2 separate regions of the Homo sapiens genome follow, and region 1 is linked to region 2. Evidence: chromatin loops called from intact Hi-C (ENCODE). Cell type or tissue: A673. All regions are shown on one strand. Each heading gives the region's core, and the rest is flanking DNA. Links, peaks and the distances in the headings are about the cores only.

Region 1 (2,918 bases), core at 303-2,802, 140 kb after region 2:
CACCAGAGGAGCTGAGGCATCCCTATTGATAAAACCCCCTGGAAATTGAACCAAAATTGGCATCCCTCAAAAAAGTTGATCCACCTAGAAACGGATGAATCAGTCCTGATTGGGTGGACATGCCCTTTCACCTCATTGTGTCTGACCTATCACTTAATTAATCTCTCCCAGAGCAGAGCTGTTGACAATACCAAAGATAAGCAGTATTTTGAACAAAGCAGGAAGCTTTTAAAAGAACAAGCCACAGTGAGGTTTGAGGCTCTTAAAAATGTGTAAATCATCAGCATTAGGATGTAAGGTACCTTTATAACGTAGCTGAAGCTCAGAGATGATCCCACCTTTGCCAGAAACTTTCTGTGCCTTTCTTTAGCCATGGATGTCTTTAGACATTCATATTCTGCCTCTCCCCTCTGCTGCTGGTTCCCTTTCTCCTGTCTTTCCCTTTCTCTGGATTCATACTCTCCATGGCTACTTTCCTGAAAATTGTTCTCTGCTTTCCAGCCTTGCCTTTGGCTCTTCACATCCTTTTTTTAGTGTTAGGGCTGTCGAGGTAGTCAGCTTCTAAGGCTTTGGGGGACAAACTATCGACTGCATCTGCTGGTACCTATGAAGGAGGACATTTGTGCTGCAGGCACCTTGGTGACATACAGGGAATAGTTCATTAATTAAAAGACTTGCTAATTGCTGCTTGAATTACTGTACAGAAGGAATGAAATGAGTTTGTAAAAGATGACGATTTGGAGAATGCATTTTTTTTTGTTTAAAATATTTTTATAAACAGCTCCTAGAAAATGTGTTGCTTTTGCTGTTGACTCTATCGTCAACAATTCAACTGAGCTTCAATTAATGATAATATATGGTCTGGGATCCTTCGCTGGGCCCGACTGATGGAAGAGCTTTGTTGAATTTGGTGCAGGTGGCACTGTTTAATAAGCACAGGAAAGAGTGAATAATGTAGTGCTTGCAAAGAGAAGTAAATGCAAAATAGATCGCTCTAATTATGGCAGCCCCCAGAAATGGAGATGCAAGCTGAAATGGCCAAGTAGCTGGGAAATTCTAAATAGTGTCGATTGTCCCCTGCCTTTTTACTTTCGAGGGCTGACATGGTAGCTTAAAAGTAAATTTGGGTGAGCTCATCTCACTCAACACAAACAGAAATTCAAAACCTGAGTCTGATGACCTATCAATGTTTGCCTTCACTGTCTAGAATCCATTACCAGATAGTAAAACTCAGCACTAAAACAGGGCCATCTGAACATTTCTTCCTGCAAGAGATCGGCACAAGCTCTTTACAACTAGCATTTGTATTTTATTGCAAAGTGCCAGGAGATTTTGTTTTTGTTTTTGTTTTGTTTTGTTTGAATTTCTTTATGCTTGAGAAAATTAGCCTATAGGAAATCAAAGTGTGAATACTTAAGCAAACAGAATTTCTCATATACCTGCAAGGGCTTGTAGTGATTTTCATTCATGCAAAGATAATCAATGGGACATTAGTTGTTTTAATTAATGGAAGAATAAAAATGTTGGGGAGGGGTGCCAAGGGACTGGGCTTCAGCTGAAGCATGTGTGGGAAATGACTCATTCCTCACCTAAAGAGACAATGCCAACTTCCCAAAAGCAGGAGAGATTTGCTAATCAAACCAGTGGAAAGTTGGACTTGGGTGTGGGAGGGGTCCTGTTGAAAGTGTAGGGGGAGATATGGTGGTCACACTGGGCATTTTTCCTCCCCTGCAACCTCAGTGTTCCCCTTGGAAAACTAACACATCCTACATCATCTTCTAGGAGAGGAATTGTCTTACTTCCTAGGAAGTTGCACTTTGTGCTGGGAGCCTAGCATGCTTTGTGATGGTAAAATAGTGCCAGTGGCTGGGAAGCTCAAATCAACATTCTTTAGCCTGGACTAAAGAGAGGCTGGGGCTGAATGGGTGTGCTAGACATGGGGTGATCTGTAAAGCGTGGCTCCAGCAAGTGGGTAGAGACCCTCGTCCTCTGATTGAGAACCCAAGGAGGAGCCAAGTCCAGCATCTTTAGCTAAAAACTCCTTTTTTGTTATGTAGAAATGTTTACCAAACCCAACTCCAGTCAGTGCTGGCTGGGCACTCCAGTCGATTGGTGTTAGCGTATGGGAAGCTCATAAAAGCTTTATGGGGAAACCTGTGCTTAGAAATGGAGTTTAGAGGTGTCCTGCTGTCAGAGAAGGATGGCAGAGATGCCTTTGAATGAAGAAGGCTGTGATAGGAAAAATTTTTAGTCTCAAGTGCATGGAAATATGAGTTGTCAGACAGTCAAGGGTTCATCTGCTTCCTCCTCTTCCCCCGTCCCCACTTTTTCCATACAAAATCTTTTGGATTCTCCTCTAAGCAAAATGTGGTTTCCTATGTGAGGAAATTTGTTGCTAGTTTTTCTTGTGCTTCAACCTGAAAGGCTGGCAGAGCAACCAGGTTAGCAAAATGGCCCTACTAGTACTGGATATCATTCTGGGCTAGATTAAAAAGAAATGATTGTCAATAAATGACTGTAGTTATACCAGTTGGGGAAAAAATGGCATCTTTTTGCAACATTTACCTTTTTTGGTTTTGCTTCCAGGGAAATTTACATCATTGCATGGAAATTAGCCGTGAGGGGATGCAATTAGCTATAGTGTATTTTGTTATAATTGTTCTTTCAGAAAAATCTGATCTGACAGATTTATATTGTTGACAATGTGATTTAAGCAGGACCTAGATACATACTTTCTGCACCCTAATCAATAATGGTAAATCCTTTTGCTGAGGTGAACAATCTCTGACCTAGTATTCATATTTCTTTTACCAATTCCCTGTAATAAAATTGAACATTTTGTCACCACTTTGAGAAACACTGCCAAACACCTTAAAACACATGTCACATGCCAGCAGCCCCTCATTTCCCTCCTCCGG
Region 2 (2,918 bases), core at 157-2,656:
ATGAACATAAGCTACTTCCAAGCTCTAACGTACTAATTCCTAATAAAAAAAAATTTTTTTTTAATTCTTAAAGGCCATTGGGTTTAATTAAACACTAGCTCCAACAAGAGTTCTTCATCTGACACCCATAAAGTATATTATATACATTCCATTTCTTTGGGATGGGTTTCAATGATGGTCCCTAGTCACATAAATAAACTTTTAGCAGGAACATTTTATGTTTGTAAGGTGAGGATCTCACAGCTGCTACAAAAGCAAAATCCAGTCCTGAGTCCGGAACACAGCTGTCTAACAAGATATGAGAGCAAATACAAAGAATTTCTCCCACCAAGTCTTTAGGTAGATGGTTTCTATTTTCTTTGAGCTAACATGACCTAAATCCTCCATCAGAAGAATGTTCTTCAAGTAAAATTAAAAAGTAAAACATAGAAGCAAGTATTAAAAGAACCTAAAGATCCATAAATGTGGCTTTTTAAAAAGTAGTGGTGCTTTCATTCACCACAGAGCAAAACACTAACACAAGTTTACACATTTTTGATCTCAGAAAATGGCTCACTTTAAGGTTTCTTATAGATTTTGGACTTAGAAAAAAACATTTCCATCTGTAACATAGTTTATCTTTGGCACAGTCAGCCTCTCTCTGTTCCTCTACCTTCCTTCCCATCCACCACCCCTCACCCCCGAAAAAAGGCAGTACCAAAGATTTGGCCACAGAAGTCCACAAATAAGAGAGTAGTATTAACTGGTCTTATTTTAAAGGAGCTGATTTATATGTATAACAATCAGGAGCTAGTTGATCAAACTATAAAACTCTGATGCAGCCATGAAAAACTGATGAAAATGTTTGTGGTCAACATTAAGATCTTGCTTTCTCTCATTTAAACTGTACCTCAACTGCAAATACATCAAATGGGAATCTTCAAAACTTGAAAATAGGATTGTGATGGAGGTGCTTATATTTTATCTCTTTTTCAAACTTTCTGTAGTATTTGGTCTTTTTTATAGCATTTTTAGCATGGTAATAAGTGCGATGACAATGAGACAATTCTGGCCAATGGCCCTACTTAGAGAACTTTGACAACTACAGAAAATATTTCCATGCATAACCAAGGCACCGTGTCCAGTTTGCTTACTTTGAATTACGAAATGTATGATCCCCAGGAAAATTAGGATGGCACTATGAGGACCAGAACACAAAGTAGGAAGTACTTAAACTCCTCACCAACTTCTAGAAGGAATGAGATTAGGGCACAAGCTACACTCAGAGTTGATTCAAATGTAAATGCTCTGCTTCCTCTCAAACAATGATAAACTCCCTCAGAGTTAATAGTTTCTCCCTAAGAGATTCATCTCTCTTTTCAACTTAAAGGTATGTTTTGGAGAAAAGGAAGAAACACATGGTGGGGCTTAGAGCAAAACCTTTTAAATTCTTTGTCATAAAAGCTGCAGAGTAAACTACATTTCCTTTACTAATCCTTCGAACACTTGTTAAACTCGAGTGTGCTGACAAATTTGCCACTGCAATCACATTTTGGTTTCTAACAAGTTAAAAAAAAAAAAAACAACTTTGGTTGTACTAAATTGTATTACCATCTTCCTTGAACACCAAGTGAGAATTTATGCTGCCTTCGCAAACTGTTGAAAGAGGCACTCCCTAGGGAGAAATAACTTTTGGCACATTGCATAGCAAAGCTAAAGTTACAAAAGCAGGCTAAAATATCTCTTTCACCACACATATATTTTTCTCTCTCTCCCCAAAGCTTAAACATGCTATGTCCTCTATAGGAAGCTGAGTATGGGCACAAGAACTATATCCGAAGATCCTGACTTTAGGTTCATAGTCTGGAAAAGTTTTAAATTAAATATATGAGATTTTTTTTTTAAAGGACTGTTTCCATGTCATTGAAAATATATTAACAAAACTCCATATTGCTTCACTCAAAAAAAAAAAACACACAGAAAATCATTATCGAGAGTTTCAAAGACTCTATAGTCCTCTACACTATGAAAAATAATATAGCTGTCCTTTTGTGCCAAGAAGCTAAAAGAGTGGAAAACAATGATTTGATGTGACAGAAGAAAGAAAACTAACCAGGCACTGTTAATTATTTTATGATTAGTATTTTATTTAATCCTCATGGCAATTCTAAAAGATAAGCATTATCCAAGTTTTATTTGCAAATGAGAAAATTCAACCAAAAAAAGATGAATAATTTCCCCAAGGTCAGATCACTATTAGTTGCAGAGCCATAATTAAAACCCAAGTCCAAAGCTCTTCCTGCTGTATACACACACTGCTTCTGCTAGAGGAGAGGGTGGGGAAACAGCTTTTAGTGACACAAATTCCCATGATTCCAGACCACAGGGCAGTTTCCCAGGGGTGGCAGAAAAAGCCTAAAATGTAAAAAGTACAGGCTGACGCCGAGGCCCGGGGTAAATGCCTCATTGTACTGTGGGAAGTCTGATGGACACTTGGTAAATGGGGAGGAAAAGGCATTCCTCGCCCAGGGAGACGAATGTGAGAGCGCCTTCCTTTAAACTTTTCGTCCTAAGCACGTCTGCTCATAGAAAAGGCAGAATAACATCTTCCAGAAAAATCGCGGGAGAGAAAACTGCAGCAGAACTCCTGCCGCTAATATAAATGCCCTCCCCCTAGACCTACCCATGAATTTCCATTAAAAAAACAATACAGCAAATGGAGTAGCCATTCAACCTACTGGAAATGAGATATTTATCAACAATAAAACTGTGGAGATGAATCAAAATATCTAGGTTCTCTGCAATCAGTTGGAATTGTGTCAACTCATTTATTGGTCCAACAAATACACACTGAGTGCCTACTACATTCCAGTCACTGTTCTAGGTGCTGGGGACACATCAGTGAACCAAGTAAATGATCCTTGCCCTCTTGGAGCTGA

Evidence for each region. Hi-C counts contacts between places; a loop is a spot of excess contacts. Peaks named below come from ENCODE experiments on the same cell type or tissue, not always from the same donor. Only the 100,000 strongest peaks of a DNase experiment are listed, where the experiment ranks them.
Region 1: it touches region 2 in a loop (1.8-fold over the local background); 1 of 110 quality-filtered maps calls a loop at or near these places.

The regions. Positions count from the first base shown.
Region 1 is chr9:124,003,650-124,006,567 of GRCh38, forward strand. It overlaps LHX2-AS1 (LHX2 antisense RNA 1), which reads right to left. Exons shown (of 2, transcript NR_135129.1): 2 at 2,628-2,918. Among named protein-coding and RNA genes, the nearest start is that of LHX2-AS1, 4.3 kb to the right of the region's middle. RefSeq lists an enhancer at 1,177-1,934. In A673, for the core only: no CTCF peak of the experiment used is centred there; no DNase peak of the experiment used is centred there; H3K27me3 peaks cover 2,500 bases.
Region 2 is chr9:123,862,050-123,864,967 of GRCh38, forward strand. The region is part of intron 2 of DENND1A (DENN domain containing 1A); the gene reads right to left. Among named protein-coding and RNA genes, the nearest start is that of DENND1A, 67 kb to the right of the region's middle. RefSeq lists enhancers at 820-1,362, 1,363-1,904. In A673, for the core only: no CTCF peak of the experiment used is centred there; DNase peaks (open chromatin) are centred at 1,352 and 1,542; H3K27me3 peaks cover 1,190 bases.